Regions from separate parts of the Mus musculus genome. Here regions 1 and 3 are each linked to region 2. The links are chromatin loops, found by intact Hi-C in ENCODE. Cell type or tissue: heart. All regions are shown on one strand. Links, peaks and the distances in the headings refer to the core of each region. The heading gives the core; the rest is flanking DNA.

Region 1 (5,731 bases), core at 1,404-3,903, 54 kb before region 2:
GAGTCCAACCTTTGTTTCTCAGTCACCAGGGCCAACGAGCCCTGCACACTATCAGCACAGGAGACTAACCAAAGGGGCAAGGGGAAGGAGTCTGCGGAGGCTGCTGTGAACTCCCCCTCTGAGGCTCACAGGCACCAGCGCCTAGTGTTCAACAGCAACGACAACCTGTGAGGCTCTGAGCAAGCTGCTAAGCAGCCCCTGAAGACAGAGACAAGCCAGTCTCATGAAAACCTGTCACTTCCCCTAGCTCTATCCAATGGAGGGCCGGGAAGCAACAGCAGGACCCCAGAGTGGTGTGCAGAACCCAGGTTCAATCTCCACTACTCATGAGAAGAAATTCAGAAAATTCCTAATCCTATAAAATTCTTTTTTTTTTTTTTTTTTAAAGATTTATTTATTTATTATATGTAAGTACACTGTAGCTGTCTTCAGACACTCCAGAAGAGGGCATCAGATCTTGTTACAGATGGTTGTGAGCCACCATGTGGTTGCTGGGATTTGAACTCCAGACCTTCAGAAGAGCAGTCGGGTGCTCTTACCCACTGAGCCATCTCACCAGCCCCATCCTATAAAATTCTAAAGTTAAAATTGTTAAAAAATCTGATGCCCTCTTCTGGAGTGTCTGAAGACAGCTACAGTGTACACACATATAGTAAGTAAATAAATAAATAAATAAATAAATAAATAAATAAATCTTAAAGGAAAAAGATCAGGGCTGGGTAGTGTGGTCCATGCTTCTGATCCCAGCATTGGAGGGGGGTGGGAGCGGCGGCAGTGGGGGCAGGTAGATCTCTGTGAGTTTGAGGCCAGCCTGGAGTATGGAGTGAGTTACAGGACAGCCAGAGAGCTACACAGAGAAACCCTGTCTTGCAAAACCAAAACAACCCCACCCCACCACCAATAAATAAATAATAAACCATGGGCGGAGAGCTCAGAGGTTACGAGCACCAGCTGCTCTTGCTGAGGACCTAGGTTTGGTCCCCAGCACCCACGTAGCAGCTCACAACCATCTGTAACTGCAGTTCCAGGAGACCCCAGCACGTGGTACACAGACATATTTGCAGGTGAAACACCAAGACAAACAACACGACACTTATAAAATGAAACAAAGTGTCAAGGCCGCAACAGAAACAGACGTGGCTGAAAACACTGCAGTCTACAGGGGTGCGGGGCAAAGTGCTGCTTCCACCTCACCCTGGAACACCAATGGGCAGCCCCGCCCCGAGCCCGGGGACACGGAGGCAGCAGCCCACATGTTATCAATAGCATCACTACCGTACTTCCAAGGCCGGGCAGGGATCAACCTCAGTAGTCAGGAGACCGGACGGCCTCTCAGAAACCCCATCCTTGTAGCTAAAGTCTCACAGCACAGGCAGAACTTGTCCTCCAACGTTCCTGCCACACAAGTGTGGAGAACTGCCATGGTGTGTGCTGTTCTTCTCTAGCAACATTTTACAAGTGGAAATTTCCCAAAACAAAAAGTTGGGAGAGTCAATAACAAAAAAATTGGAGAAAATATTCAAAGGAAAAGAAAGAGCTTTATTCGGGGAAACTTCTTCTTCCTCCTCCTCCTCCTCTCTCACTTTTTCCATACAGGGTTTCTCTGTGTAGCCCCGGCTGTATTACCCTGAGCCAGAATATAAACACACTGATACGAACAGGAAGCCAGGAGCCTGCCTAGGAGGCAATGCCAGGGGCTCAGGGGCAGAAGCAGGAGATCACAAGTCCAAGAGCAGCCTGAACAACAAAAAGTAAAACAGGGCTGAAGGGGCAGGTTGGGGCTAAGCCTTAGAGGAAAGCACCTTCATAGTGTGCACGAGGCCCTCGGTTCAGTTGCATCTCAAATTTAAAAAGGAGGAAAAAAAAAAAAACCAACAACAAACCAACCCAGAACCCAGGGCTAGGGCATCCCTCAATGGCTGTACATGCACTCATATAGATACAGCTATGGGTCTTTTTTTTTTTTTTTCTTTCTTCCTTTTGTGAAGGAGGGAGGGAGGGAAAGAGGGAAAGAAGGAAGGGAGGGAGGGACGGACACTAACACAGGATGTACTGTCTTTCCTGTGGCTGGTTAAATGCAACACTGCTACATTTTACACATGAAACCCCACCCGGGTGTCTGTTGGAGCCCCGCCCCAGGGTAGGACTGCTGAGTGGTACCTCTCTCTCGCAGGGTCCATAGGCTGGAGTGGCATGGAGCCCATGCACACCAAGTCTAGCAGCAGGAAGCCTTCTGCTTTCAAGGCTCTGTACAAGGCCAAGAGCCTCATGGGCTCTGCTCTGACAGGAGACCCAGAGGGGCAGCAGCCACCCCACAAAGCCTCCCTAGCCTGAGTCTGGAGCACACTCAGCATTCAGCAAATGAGTCAAGGGGCTGAACAGAGCACAGCTCGCACACATCAGTTCTTCAGCAAGAGACGCTCCCTTTGGGGGGGGGGGGGCTGGCTGTGGAAAGAGAAAGCTATTGTGATCACTTGCACTGTGTTTAAAGCAGCACTTGTCTGAATAATAAAAACAACACTAGGGCCTTATTAACTTGCCTCCCCCAGAAGGAAGCTGCCTCCTGGATAACTCTTCCTCCCACCGCGTCCACACCCACTCTTCCCCTTCCCAGGGCTCCGAGCCTGCAGTTAGGGGGCGGCAACAGAGCGTTCAGCTTTAACCAACTTCTGGATGTGCTGCTGACATGTTAACAGCGAGCGCTGTGCTGAAGAAAACCGTATTAGTGAAGGCGGACTGACTTTGAATTAATGAGCGGAGTACCGCAGGGTGCCAGGAAAACTTATTTAAAAGAAATTCTGTTTAAAGAACAACCCCTTCCAAACTGAGCTGTGTTCACACCCAATTCTGCTAACAAACCAAGCCAGCTGTTTTCTAGAAAAGTGAGATGTTCTGGAACACTAAATATGACCAAAAAAGTGACTCTCAGGCATAGGTTTCTCCTGGAAAAAAGTCAGTGAGCACATAAACTAAACCATAACGGCTCAATATCACAACGAAGAAACGATCCTTCAACACGGTCAGTAGGCAGACTCACCAAGTCCTAGCGCCACGACTGACTGACCACCGCCTGTGGAAATGCAGCTCAGAGGCAGCCCAGAGGCAGGGTGCTGGAACGCAGCTATCCGCCCCTCCCACTACTCAAGGCCAACCCAGCCTCAGAAAACAAACCAGGGTCTGCAAAAGAGGAGGCAACGATGCAACTTCTTCTTCAGTCTTCCCGAATCCCGGTTCATCCGACACCAACCGCCTCCACCATGCCATGCAAGTTCGACCCCGAGATCAAAGTCATGTATCTGAGGTGCACTGGAGGCGAGGTCAGCGCCCACACTCGCCTTGGCCTCCCAAATCATTGTCTGGGTCTAGCTCCAAAAAAAAGTTGGTGATGACATTGCCAAGGCCAGCGGTGACTGGAAAGGTCTCAGGGTTACAGTGAAACGGACCATCCAGAACAGACAGGCCCAGATCGAGGTGGTGTCCTCTGCCTCTGCCCTGGTCACCAAAGCCCTCAAGAAGCCACCGAGAGACAGAAACAAGCAGAAGAACATTAAACACTGTGGAAACATCACTTTTGATGAGACTGTCATCATTGTCCAGCAGATCCTGGGTACTGCACAGTCTGTGGGCTGCGATTCGGATGGCCACCACCCTCATGACATCATAGATGACATCAACAGTGGTGTAGTGGAGTGCCCAGCTGGCTAAGAGTCAACAAGAAAATAATTTCAATAAAAGACTATTGGATTTTAAAAACAGCTAGAGGTAGAGGCACTGTTATACAGGCCTGATGTCCTGAGTTTGATCCCAAATTCCACAAGGTACCAGGAACACCAACTCCCTGAGAATTGTCCTCTAACCTCCACGGGTACACACACACTCACGGACACACATGCACACCCCTGTGACACACAGGCCCTAAGCTAATGATGCTGGAGGATGTAACAGGAGGACTCAGGAGTATCAGGGACTTAGGTAAGCTTAGTGACCTACTTAACAATAATGTAACAGATTCAGCTATAAGCTACAGCACACACTTGGGGCAAGGCTGGCTGCAGCCTTTACTGAGAAAGAGCCAGCCCTGTGGAAATATCTGTGGAGAGGCCTACAGAGGGCAGCTAGAGTCACTGGAGAAGAAACATTGACAGCCCAGGCCAATTCCAGAGAAGGCTTTCAGATTTCTGCATCAAACTCAGTTTCCTAGGAAGGACCACAAATGTTTCAGGTACCCTGGTGTATTGTTGCCACTCAAAAGCATAGGCTGCAGGGTAGCTCAGTGGTGGAACACTTGCCTACAAGAACAAGGCCTGGGTTTGATCCCTTGTACCACGGGGCAGGGTGAAGGTCTATGGATACCCAAGCCTAGACATTGACATTGGCAGCTCCATGAAAACTGCTTTAGATCACAGCTCATTCTTCGCTGGGCCTGTGTGTTTCTGACAGAAGGCCATAGAATAACCTTCCTCTGGCCAGGCTTAGTGGCATAGATTAAAGGTGGCCACTTTTAATCCCAGTACTTGGGAGACCAAAAGGCAAGAGGCCAGTGCATGTTCAAGGCCAGTCTGTCTAGTCTATGTAGAGAATTCTGGGCTAGCCCGGACTACACAGTAAGATCCTGTCTGGGGGAAATCATCAAAAGACAAAAAACAAAAAAAACAAAAAAAAAAAAAAAGAGAGAGAGAAAGACAGAGAGAGAGACAGACAGACAGACAGAGACAGAGAGAAAGGGTGAGGGAGGGAAGGGAAGAAGGGAGGGAGAGAGAGAAAGAGAGAAGGAAGGAGGGAGGAAAGAAGGAAAAGGGAGGACGGGATCGGCTGCTTGGCAGCCCACCAGTGTTCTACTGAGAAACTGCACTCTGGCCAATGCGGGGGGGGGGGGGGTCTGCATACAGGTAGCAGCCCCCTCCCCAGCTCTACGCAGCATTGGGCTAGCCCACTGGAGTCTACATAGCAGTGGGGTCCCCTGACCCTGGTCTACAACAGGAGAAGAAGTAAAGGATTGTGGAGGGGAAAAATAAATAAATCAGCAAGTTTCCATCTAGTTAAACTTGCCCACAGGCACATTAGTAGAGCGCCCGAGGAAAGTGGGACTCCAAGCAGATTAAAAGTCACCAGTCCTCTCACACAGGACACTAGTGGGGAAAACTCAAGGCAGGAAGGAGGTTCCACGAAAGCTCAGGGTCTAGCTGTTCAATTTTCTTTAAACATAAAACTGATCTTAAAAATAAAGCCTACTTGTATGCCCATGGTCAACCTACAAACTGACAATCAGTTCTAAGACAGGGCTTCTCTCTGTAACCCAGGCTGGCCTCAAATTTCCAGCAATCTTCCTGCCTCAGCCTCCCAAGTGCGAAAATGACAAAGCCACTATGCTTGGCTTTGTTTTTTTTTAAAGGCAGAGTCTCAATGCAACCAAGACTGGCCCTTCTACCCACCCGAGTCCTGGGGGCCAGGCAGCACTACATCTGCTCTGGAGGCTGTATGGAGGAGTCTGGTCCATACTGCCTCTGCGGCTTCTAGCTGAACCTAAAGGACCAACTAACAGCTAAAGTCTTGATTTCCCAAGGCCGCCTAGAACATTTTACCTTGATATGCTTCTCTTCTCGAGAGCTTGTCAGGAGGCTCTAGCCGGGGAGCACGGCGCGTCTGTGCCCTCGACTGAAGACGAGGCCTCCTCTACTCTGGGACGATCGATCGTCCTCTTCAACGTGGAGCAGTGAGGGAGGAGGGGGCA
Region 2 (5,731 bases), core at 1,480-3,979:
CCTAGAAGAGTAGTAAATGCTCTGAGCCACTGAGCCATCTCCAGCTCCACTCACAGAATTTTAACACATATTAAATTTGTTAAATTATCTCAGTGGACTTCTACACTTCTGAGAAAAAAATGGGGAGGGACGGGTCACGTAATGTGCTTATCCTGGAATAAGGTTCTGTTTCCAGCCAGAAGGATGTGTAGGAAGGCTTAGCAAAGAGGTCAAAGGCTGCCTGGCCAAGGGACAAAGCAGCCAAAAGGACAACGAGGGGACTGAGGATGCTGGACAGCACAGGTCCCTGCCTGCTGCTATCACAGGTGGTGGGTATCTTTCATGTGCTTAACAGTCTAACCCTGAAGCCAGCTCAGCACATGGTAAAGTCTGGAGTCTTAAGGAGGTAGTCCTGGAAAAGGGTGATGGTCAGAAAGGGCTTCATCCAAGCCTGCCAGAGAGGATGTCAGCTGGCAAGGACAAGGTAAGTCAGATGGGTCCTTCAATCTTTCTTGGAAACAGACAGGGGGTACCTGAACACCTAAGAAGAAAGGTCATGTTGGAAATGAAGGTTTTACTTCAGTTTGACCTTCTCAGATTACTTGCCTTCTTTCCCCCAACTAACTTTCAAAAGGGTGAAGGAATTCTGGTGCAAAGACCGGACATTCATGGAAAGGGCGTTCTGTAACTAGGCAACCAGGAGGTTGGGTCAGAAGACAGCCAACCAGCCAGGCAGTGGTGGCGCATGCCTTTAATCCCAGCACTTGGGAGGCAGAAGCAGGAGAATTTCTGAGTTTGAGGCCAGCCTGGTCTAAAGAGTGAGTTCCAGGACAGCCAGGGCTACACAGAGAAACCCTGTCTTGGGGAGGGGATCGGAAGGGCGGGGGAAGACAGCCAACCTATGTTCAAGATTTGAGAAAGGAGGATCCACAGGGCTGGGGGGTGGAGCCTTGGGGTGGAGCCTTGTTTAGTATGCTCGAGGCCCTGGTTCAAACCTATCGCCAAGAGAGATACGAAGAATCAGAGTCTGCCTTTCACTCAGCTGCTTTGCCGGAGGTGACTGATGGCGGCGGCTGCATCCTGTTGGCATTGCGTAACCATTACATAATTCTCCCAGCTGACAGTCTGGGGACAAATGACCTTCCAATGACTTACACACAGGCACGGACAGAGCCATTTTCTGCTGTAGCGGCATAATTGATCTGGATACAAACCCCAGAACAAATAGTTGTTCTATGTGAATCCAGACAGGCTTCTACTTGTAAAGATTATAAGGGACTGTTCTTCTGTAGTCTTCCTGTTAGCAGTTTAAACAGCGACTTAAACGAAACAAATGCATCCAATCTTTGTTGAAAAGCCAAGTCCTAAGGGCTTGCTACCCGGAAGCAGCTGAGGCAGGGATAGGAACAGGCAAGGGAACTGGGGCACCACGCTCAGGCAAGTTGGATTTGGAGGTGTACCTGGAGGCCCTCGCAGGCCAGTCACAAATCCAAGACCTGTAAATCTAGATTTCAGAGTGAGGAGCCAAAGGCCCAGCTGCTACAATGTATCAAGACTGTGTCAAAATAAACAGTAAAACTAAGGGGGGAGGGTGGTGTAGCTCAGTGGGAGAATATCTGCCCTAGACGCAAACCTTAGCACAACGCACACGTGCATGGATATACACACACACACACACACACACACACACACACACACACACACACACACGCACACACACTCTGAGTCTCGAGCACACATGCGCAGTAGGCTTCTAGATAAAGTGAATGGTCAAGGGCTTTATGTGGACTGTCTTTCCCTGTCTGTGTGTTCTACTTTCCCGTCCCTCAGGTAAAGACTGGGGGGGTCCTCTCAGTGGGCACATGCAGCAGGGTTAGAAGAAAGGCTTCTCATGTAAGCTGCATCAGGAGAGGCGAGCTTCCCAATCCCCTCCAAAGAAGAAAGCACGAAGCTAACTAAAGCCTCCCGCTTGCCAGTCCAGGCTGTTGGCCCCAGGAGACTTGCCCAGCACCCCAAAGCCTCGCTGCCCTCCTCTCTGCAAGAGGCTCCACTTACTCTCTGACCTTAGGTTTTGCTAAAGGTCACGTCTCTGGCATTTCCTGGCTCTCTTACCTAGGACGGAAAACAACAGGAGCCTGACTGCTCTCCTTCCCCACACCTTCTCTGATGCATTTCCTGCTTTCCCTGAGGGATGGGAAGTTCCCAGAGGGCTCTGTAGCCGGATATGGCCAGCAGTTAGCACCCAATTACACTTCACTGGGGTCCATCAGAAAGCTCAACTAAATGAGTTTGATCCACCAGAAAGGCGTTAACCAGGTTCAGAGAACCACACTTCTGGAACACCCGGCTTTTCCTTTCCATTCGACCTTGGCTTTCAAGGGCATGGCAACCATTGATCTAACATCGCTGGCTCTGTCTTATCTGTACTTTTCAGCATTAAGTTGAGCTGTTCTTGTCTTGGATGCTTAAAACCCAGCGGTTCTCAACCTGCGACTCTTTAATACAGTTCCTTACGCTGTGTGATCCCCATCCATAAAATGATCCTTTGTTGCTACCTCATAACTGTAATTTTGCTATTATGAATCATTATAATTTTTGGAGACACAGGTTTGCCAAAAGGGTTGCAACACACAGGTTGAGAACTGATGTGAACCCTTGCAGCTGGGGGAACCCACCCACAGATTAGTAGAACAGCATCCTGAGGAGTGTCTGCATGGAGAGGCACATTAGAACATGCCCTTGCCCCCAACTGCACAAGCCCAGAATGGGGTCAGCTGCTCCAGGATGTGAGCGTTTCCTAGAGACGGAGCACAACTGGGACCAACTGACGGATTCCTAAGCAAGTGCCCCACCCTGCCGCTGCACCTCCCGCATAGCTTTCTGATGAAAGAAGTCTTGGCTTCAAACACAAATGGATTCTACCCTTTGTAGTACTGGCTGTTACAAGAGCGCCTGGTGTGGAACTGCGCCCTCTAGTGGACAGAAAGAGAAGCAAAATTCCACAAGCGCTTTAGCATTTTAAGGGCTTCTTTCTGCGTGTCTCAGAGTTATTTTTCCTCAAGTGCTGTCCACTTTGCTTTTGAGACATGTTCTCTGACTGGCCTGGGGGTTACTATGTAGGTTAGACCAGGGGCCAGTGGGCCCTAGGATCTGCCTGTTTCTGTGACTCCTAGGTTGGTATTAAACACGTGCCACCATGTCCAGATTAGTTTTACTGGGTTCTGGGAATCAGAGTCCTTGGTTTGTCCTTGCTTCTCGAGGCAAGCACTCTACCAACTGAGCTATCTCTCAGGCTCTAAGGCTTTCTTGACCACTAATTTCATGGGGCTGTTCTAATTCTTATGTAATCCAGGGTGGCAGCGGGCCAAGCCAGCCCAGGACTTGCCAGAGGCTACATCTTAAGCATGCCTGTGGGGTCAACTAGTCAGCGCCTATCATGTGTAGGCAGCCACAGGGCCAGGGGATCTGTGGAGTAGATAGAAGGGTGCAGGGCTTGGCTGGGAACTCTTGCAGCCACATGCAATACTCTGGGCTTCAGTAGCAGCTGTAGGTCCTCGAGTTCCAAAGGCGGCCAGCGAGCCAGAAGGCTACTGCTGAGCAGTCAATAAAGATGCCGGCAGAGGAAGAAGCCACCTAGCTGGGGGTGGCATTTCAGAGGGAAGAGGACGGATGTAGAGGCCACCCTGCCCTGGGCAAACATCTGCCTCAGAAGTCCCAGCACACACTCAGCATGGTGGTGACACCTGTACCAGCCATGAGCATGAATTTGAGGCTAGCTTGTACGACAGAGTGGGATACTGTCTTAAAATCCCACTGGGATCACACGGAGGCACATGCCTGTAATCCCAGTTCTTGTGGGAAGGGTTGCGGGGAGTTTGAGTCTAGCCTGGGCTACACCGTAAGTTCTAAGTCATTCAGAATTGCATGTGAGACCCTGTCACAAGTCCCAGACCAAGCACTGAACTCCTGGACCCTCCAGCACCCTCCTTGGACTGACCGGAAGAACCGTGGGCTCCGAGTATCCCCACCAACCTCAGCTGCTTCCCGTCAGTTTTCTGCTGATAACCAGACACACGCTCAGAGGGGCCCAGGAGCTGTGTGCTCAGAAGACTTGTCAAACCAGGACTGCGCTGGTCCTCTGAGGACCTGTGAACAGAAGTCCCGGGCTGCTCAGACAAGCTGAGGGCAGATTGGAGCCACCATGAAGACACTGCGTTCTGTGGGCAGGAAAAACACCCCACACTGGATGAGTCAGGAACCTGCCACCACAGCAGTCTACTCCAGAAAGATCACCACAGGCTATTTTCTCCAGTGTACACTGCATCTCAACACCTTCATTTAGGCAGCACAGTCTTTTTCTAGAGACGGCACGTGGACGACAGTACCAATTTCGTGAGGCCCAAATGTGATCGCTGAGACGATGCCAGGAGCCTGCAGCTACTGCAGCTTCCTGCCTGGGTAGCACCAGGCTTCTCCCACGGGATGCGCCTGCTTTACCTATTGTCACCGTACCTGTGTCAAGGCACTCCAGGTACAGAGAGGAAGTGACATGCCTAAGACCACAGGGCTGGCTGGTGCTGAAGCCCCAGTGTGAAGAAACCCCAGGTGTTTCTGCCTCCACGATGAGCCCTCCCTGGGTCATCACCTAAGCGGCTCCTGTACACTGGAGACGTCCAAGGGGCCTCCGCCACAGCTCTGAGTCTTTCATGTTATGGCCAGCGGTTGCAAACCACTGAATAACTTCCAACACAGGTTGAAATGACAGCTCCCGCAGACACGGGGTGGGGGTGGCAGGGGAGTCAAGACCACAGAGGCCCAATGAATCATACCTAATGACATAACGTACGCCGAACCGAGGTCAAAGTTCAAGTCAGCCCCTCACCCAACGCAAGCAACCCACGCACAACATGGGAGACACGCCACCCTGGCATTGCTCTTGCAAACGACAAACTTTATGCCAGCAGTGTACGGGATCCGAGACAAGGTTCCCTAGGTGTGCAAGCAGTTGAGCAGAGGTAGGGACAGCAGTACCTCTGCTCCTGCTGAGGACATAGGGCCAGAGGGACCAAGGATACACAACAGGTGGCACAAAGGGTGACCCCCAGACAGCCATAACCATAAGGCTCTCAGGAGAGGGAGCTACTCAGCCCGACAGGAAACACAGCGCCCCTGACACCTAACTGCAAGGCCAGCCAGCAAGAAAGGGCCCATGTGGGCTTAGGAGGCACAGCAGCTGGGCCTGGAGAGATGGCTCATCGGTTAAGCACACAGGCTGCTCTTGCAAGGGACCAAGGTTCTATTCCCAGCAGCCACATGGCCCCTCACAACCATCTCCCGAGTGCAGAGACAGTACCAGCTTCAGTATCCTCAGTGCACACAGGTGAGCAGATCCTAGAATAGCCAATGTCTGTCAGGTAATCCTACTGAAGAGGGCTAGGCCAGCCCAGAAGGCCATGGGATCCCAGAGACCTTGGACATCTCCTGTCCAGACAACCCTTGCTACTCAATTTCCTTGAGAACACTGTGCTCCGCAGCCCCTACATTCCATAATGAAATATTTGGATAGCCCTGTGCTTTGTGCCCAAAAAATCTGGAAAAGGGGCCATTTAACACACACTGGCCATACAAACCCACACTTGCTACAGTGGCGAGCACAGAAACCACCAAGAGCGTGAAGAAGCTGGGTGTGGTGATAAACACCTTTCACCACAGTACGTGGGAGGCAGGTGGATCTGGGTTCCAGGCCAGTCAG
Region 3 (5,731 bases), core at 1,585-4,084, 64 kb before region 2:
CTCAAGCACTGTCCTCACACCCCACACGGCAACAACAAACATTTCCCTTGCAGAGAATAGACAGGAGCAGCCACAGCAGACAAAGCAGGTGGCCCTAAGAAAGTGGCAGTTCAAGTCACCTGGGCACTGATTGATATGGGGGTGTTTGCAGAACAGGCTCGTTTGGGATAGTAGGAGGGGGAGAGAGAGAGTCTGAGCATGCTCGAGTGCATGTATATGTGTGTGTGCACGTGCGTTTAAGCGTGCGTGTGTGTGTGTGTGTGTGTGTGTGTCCCCTCCTAAGAAGCCCTTATGTAGAGCACATCTCCCCAAGTGTGGAGAGCTGTACATTTGTCTGAGTAGCCCGCTGTGGTGCCTAGTCCTGCTAGCAACAAAAACAAGGCCAGCCTCCAGCCTTGCACTCCCAGCTGAGCACGTACGTATCGCAGTAGGGCCTCCTCTCCGAGAGCTCGCACCAAGCCTTTGGTGTCCATCTGGCCCAGCCTAAGCACATACAGCGGCCGTCCATCTGCAAGTGAAGGCAAGGAGGAAGCTGTGGTGAGTGGCAGGACAGATCTCTAAGAGCCCTCATAAGAGGCTAAGGACGCAGCTCTGTGCAGAAGACCCCTTGACTGTGACACCTTGGGTTTGGACGCTCCCCTGTGCTTGAGATACACATAGGGTTCTGGCCTACTCTGAGGAAGACTGGCTTCTGTGTCAGGATGGTCTGGTAGGGCAGCACCTTCACAGATACAAAAGCTATCAGCTGACAGCAAGCCACGGGCCCCGGGGCTCCAGCTGTTGACGGGCCACGCCGAGGGGGACTGAAGTGGGGTGCAGCCTGTCTGGCTCCCCAGCCTGTTTGAACATGGGTGCTGCTAAGCTCAGTGCTCACTACAGGGGACATCATTTCTATGAGTACACAGTTTTGGTTGTTTAATTCTAAAACAATTTTCCCATACATTATTTAAAAATTATTGTCAAGCTCTTTAAAAAGCCAGCCTTCCTCCCCAAGGATGTACATTGGAAACCCTCAAGTCCCACAGCCAGCGCTGCCGCCCGGCTCACTGTAGAGCCTGTGATGACCCCACCCAAATAGAGAGGCTCTTGGCCCAGAGCACCTCCTGCAGAAGTGGCCCCGGACCCTGGCCAGGCTGGAGAGGTAGCACCGAGATCAGCCTCCTCAGCACACCAATCTGCTGTGCCTGGGACTCTCGGCTGCCTCCTGCAGAACTCCCCGCTGAAGCCCAGGACCTCACTGTGGAGTTCTGGCTGGCTTACAACTTGCTAGGTAGATGAGGCCAACCTTGACCTTACAGAAACCCCCTCCCTCTGCTCAAGGGGTGGAGTAAAAACATTAGCCAAACACTGGCTCTTCTGACGGTTAGTAAAACCCACTTGTCAATCTTCTGTTTGACACAGTCTCATCTATAACTCTAGCTCTATTATCCAGAATGGCTTCAAGATCCACCTGTCTCCTAAATGCTGATTAGAGAAATGAGCTAACACAGCAGGTCTGTCAATATCTTACTACACACTCACTTTAGCACACACTCAGTGTTAGCACACACTCAGTGTTTTCTCAACAAGGCTTAAAACAGAAGACAAGGCACTTGTTCCCGGTCCCATGCCTGGCTGCTCAGTCTTGGGTGTGAATGGGAGTCAAGGGTCTCGACAGCCAGTCACGTGGTGGGAAGGCCCCGCCCACTGTCACTGCAGGGCTTCAGACAGCGTGCAGCGCTGTGAGCATGCTCAGGTTCACCTACCTTTGTCATGGTGATGCCAGCCCCCAGCGTAGTAGTCCAGAAGGACCTGGGGCGGAGTCCAAGTGTCCAGGATGTAATCCACCTGGTGCTGCTTCCGCCAGGTTAGAGACTGGCACATGATCTCTCTGGCCTTGTCAATATTAAAATCCCGGGCACGCAGGAACCGAAGGATATGCTCGTCCTTTGGGATCTAGGAGAACAAAGGCTTTAAGGGACCTGGAGTGGCTGGGCAAGAGGTCAAACCCTGACCTAACCCGGCCAACAGTGAGCTGCACTGATCATGTCGCTGAGAGGCCATGCTCCTAGGCTGGCGCACTGTGGGGCACAGCGCTGTAGTCTCCCCTCCCCCAGCGCTTTCCCATGCACGAGGCCCAGGGTCCATCCCTTGCCAGAAAACTCGCCCCAGGAGTCATTTTAATAAAGCTACAATAATGTGGAGAACGGTGTTCACAAAGCTAAAACCTACGAGTGCTGGGATAACAATCCCGACCGCTCTGTTTTCACCCCAGCCAAGTCTGGTCTGGAGGAGGCAGGCAAACTGGTCTCTGTGTTTGGCTATTTTGGAGACAGGGTGTCACTATGAAGCTCTGGAGAGAACTCACTAGGTAGACCTGCTGCCTCTGCCTTAACTAAGGGCAGACAGACACCACCACACCTGGCTGCAAACAGACTTAAACTTCCCGCCTCAGTCCTACACCCTGGCAGCAAGTTCGTTTTTCGGCACACAGTACACTTCAGATGCTGGTGTGGACACGATGGTGGTGCTACACACCAGACTATTCTCTAGGATCCACTGCCGTCAATCCACAGGAAGCTTGCCCGAGTGAAGAACAGAGCTGGGGCTGTGTTCCCAACCTGCTCTGGGCCAGGTATCTCCCTCAGGGCCACACACCCAGGAATGAGGGCAGTGAGGGCTTCAGGAGAGCAGGAAGTGAGTGGGAGCCATGCCTCTCAGGCCCCTCCGGGCCGTCTGAGGTGAAGCAGTACTGCTGAGCTGGCATCAACCATTGGAAAAGAACCAAAGTCATGCGGAAGTGAGAGTGTGGGTGAGGAAGGAGGGTGCACACGCATCATCCCAACACTTGGGTGGCTGACACAAAAGGATCAAAAGTTTTCAAGTATTTGGGGCTGAGATGCAGATCAGTAGTTATAAATGTAAGCAAAATACCCATAAACATAAAATAATTAAAAGTTTTTTTTGAAGGTTTGCAGCTAGAGTAAGACTCTCCCAGAAAAGAAAGGGGGAGCTGAAGAGATTGCTCAGCCATCAGAGCACCAGCTGCTCTTCCAGAAGACCCAGGTTCAATTCCCAGCTCTCACAGGGCTGCTCACACCCATCTGTAACTCCAGTCCCGGGGACTATGATGCCCTCTTCTGGCCTCTGCAAACACTGCATGCACATGGCATGCATGTAGGAAACACACACGCATAAATTAAAAAAAAAACAAAACAAAAACTATTTAAATACATAAAGAAAAGTTAGTTCTCACCCTAATAAACCAGTTACCTACATTGCTTTCAAAAAGCAAAGGGAGAAAGGGGCACGACGGGCCTGTGGGTGCTGGAGCGGAGTGCCCTGCTTTATCTAGCCCGCACCAGCCCCCAGGCCTCTGCTACAGGCTTAACCCCTCCCTCCGAGTTGCTTCCCACACTGCACTCATTCTTCCACAGGGCTGAGAGGACTGAAGGTGCTGGAGAGCATCCGCTCACACACAGCCGGCACACAGGCGGCCGTTCCTCCTCTGTGGCAGCTTCCCTAACGGCTGGCAGGCACTGTGTGCTGTGAACCTAGGCAAGCAAGCCCTATGGACCAGGCCAGCCCCACGGATGGCCAGCTCCGTGTGGAGCTGACAATGTCCATAGCTGGGCAGGCACACCAAACAGCTTGTTTCCTGTAAACCTCACGCCCGTGGAGCTGGATCTCCTGCAATGTCAAAATCAAAGCCCCACTGAGACGGGAAAGACACTCAAAGTTAATGATATGTGTGCATAAAAATGTCACAACAAAGCTAGTTTCTTTGCATGCTAAGGGCTACACGTTAAACATGTGCCAACATGTCTAGCCTTCAGCTCCTCAGTACCAACAGACTCTGGGCTGTGATTTGGCACTTTGTGGTTGATAAGCTTGACCTCTGTCTGGGAAGTGCAGCAAATGGCAGCTCTGTGAGGATGGATGGCATCCTCAGCCTGCCTAAGGATTTTGTGTCACAGCAGCCACACTAGAGCTTTCAGAACACGAGGAGGCACAGCGGAAGTGGTCACTTAGTTCCTGCTCAGTCCTCAGCTCCCCAGGAGACTGGGGAGTGATTCTGGGGTGGAACTGAAGAGGTGACACTCACCTTGCCCTTGTGTGTCTCCTGGAGCCACTGGCGCAGTCGAATGAGGCAGCTCTCTTGGAGGGGAGTCAGGTCACCCAAGTATCTCTTGATGTAGTCGGCATCTAATTTATCTGGAATTTAATGTGCACAGCATTATTTACCACAGAGAACCCGGAGCCCTTCTGTCTGGCTGGTGTGGGCAGGGTGTGCTGGGAGTGGGGCAGCGGCGTTGGCAGCCACCCTGAGTGTTTAGGGAGGCATCGCTGATAAGCACAGGTAAGTAAGACTCTTTAAGATGAGATCAAGATAAGCACAGAAGGCTTCGAGCCTCTTTCCAGCCCTCCGCCTGTAACCCAGAGCTGATCAGGACAGGGCTCCTCCGCAGAGCCAGCACTGTATCTTTAACCGCCTGAGGTCAAGAGCGCTGCCCTTTCCCCAGCACTGCCCGAAGCTGAGCAGACGGAAGGAAAGAGAAAGACACTCTTCCAATAACGTCTCTTTTCTGATTTTCTGCACTCAGCTCTGGGCCCAGCCACTGTAAATGTACTCTTAGCCCAGCCACTCACTAGCTGTGAGTGTGACCACTGACAAGTCTCTCAACTGCTCTGTGCCTCAGTGGACCCAAATATGACCTGAAGGTACTTCCAGCACGAAGCAGCCAAGACTAAAGGGGTAAAACCTGTCACTGAGCACTGAGAGGAGCCACACAGGAAGCACAGGAGCCATGTGACAGGAAAGCTGTGGACAAGGACAGTGCCTTACAGTCAGTCACTGACCGCCACCAACCAGGGCATGGACATTAGAAATAACTGTTTAAACAAGAGGAAAGTGAGTGTGCCTTCTCTAAGTGGGAGGGTCAGGGGCAAGGCCTGAAGCGGACAGACTTTCTCCTGTGCAAGATGGACTGCCTGAGGAGACAAGGCTGGGCAGAGCCGTGGGTTCCCCTCAGCGGGGCCAGGCTCACCGTCAGGGGTTCCCACCACGGGCTCAGACGCTGTTCCTGGGCTACTGAGGTTTTCCCCACTCAGCCCCTCCATGACGGCAGCAGCATCTGGGACAAGGACAGCTGCAGATGTGACTTGATTCTTGCTTGATGAACATGTTTCTGAGGGTCCCACGGGGGGTGGGGTCCAGCGGGGCACGAAGGTGATGCCTTCCTCCTCCAGCTGCCGTAGGTAGTATTCAATGATCTCCTTCCCCTTTAAGGTAAGACAGCTAGGGTGAGCATGGCCCCCGGCAGCCAGACTCCCCAGTTCACACAACATCACCCAGACGGGAACTTGGGAGTTGTGGAGGAAGCTCTGCGGTGGAAGGCTGGCTTCGTGCACAAGGCCCTGAATCCAATTCCCAGCCTCACCTACCCACCCAGGCAATGGTTCTCACTGGGTGACACGGCACACACTTGTAACCCTAATGCTTGGGAGCCTGAAGAAGGATTATGAGTTTAAGTAAATGTGGAAATCTGTCTCCACAAATAAACAAACGACTAAAGAAGGCGCGAGCTGTGGTCATTCTCTCAGACTCCCGCCTCCCTTTTCCATAAAATCCCAAGAAAGCCACTCACTTTTTTAATGTTGCTTGTATAATGTTTCATGGCAATTTTTTCCACTGTACTTTCAAAACCAAAGAAGGATTTGATATCTAAACTTGCAGACTGTTCGAAACAGG

Evidence for each region. Peaks named below come from ENCODE experiments on the same cell type or tissue, not always from the same donor. Only the 100,000 strongest peaks of a DNase experiment are listed, where the experiment ranks them.
Region 1: it touches region 2 in a loop (3-fold over the local background); 9 of 42 quality-filtered maps call a loop at or near these places.
Region 3: it touches region 2 in a loop (4-fold over the local background); 7 of 42 quality-filtered maps call a loop at or near these places.

Annotation. Positions count from the first base shown.
Region 1 is chr11:117,132,572-117,138,302 of GRCm38, reverse strand. The region is part of intron 2 of Sec14l1 (SEC14-like lipid binding 1); the gene reads right to left. It also overlaps the pseudogene Gm51931. Among named protein-coding and RNA genes, the nearest start is that of Sec14l1, 20 kb to the right of the region's middle. In heart, for the core only: a CTCF peak has its summit at 2,631; DNase peaks (open chromatin) are centred at 2,262, 2,612 and 3,272; H3K27ac peaks cover 1,400 bases.
Region 2 is chr11:117,078,995-117,084,725 of GRCm38, reverse strand. No RefSeq gene overlaps it. Among named protein-coding and RNA genes, the nearest start is that of Mir6516, 4.5 kb to the right of the region's middle. In heart, for the core only: a CTCF peak has its summit at 2,963 (motif pointing left); DNase peaks (open chromatin) are centred at 2,135, 2,795 and 3,375; H3K4me3 peaks cover 846 bases; H3K27ac peaks cover 2,411 bases.
Region 3 is chr11:117,143,312-117,149,042 of GRCm38, reverse strand. Sec14l1 (SEC14-like lipid binding 1) reads right to left here. Exons shown (of 16, transcript NM_001166506.2): 5 at 5,628-5,731; 6 at 5,028-5,262; 7 at 4,085-4,194; 8 at 1,746-1,935; 9 at 420-508. Among named protein-coding and RNA genes, the nearest start is that of Sec14l1, 31 kb to the right of the region's middle. In heart, for the core only: a CTCF peak has its summit at 3,123 (motif pointing left); a DNase peak (open chromatin) is centred at 2,732.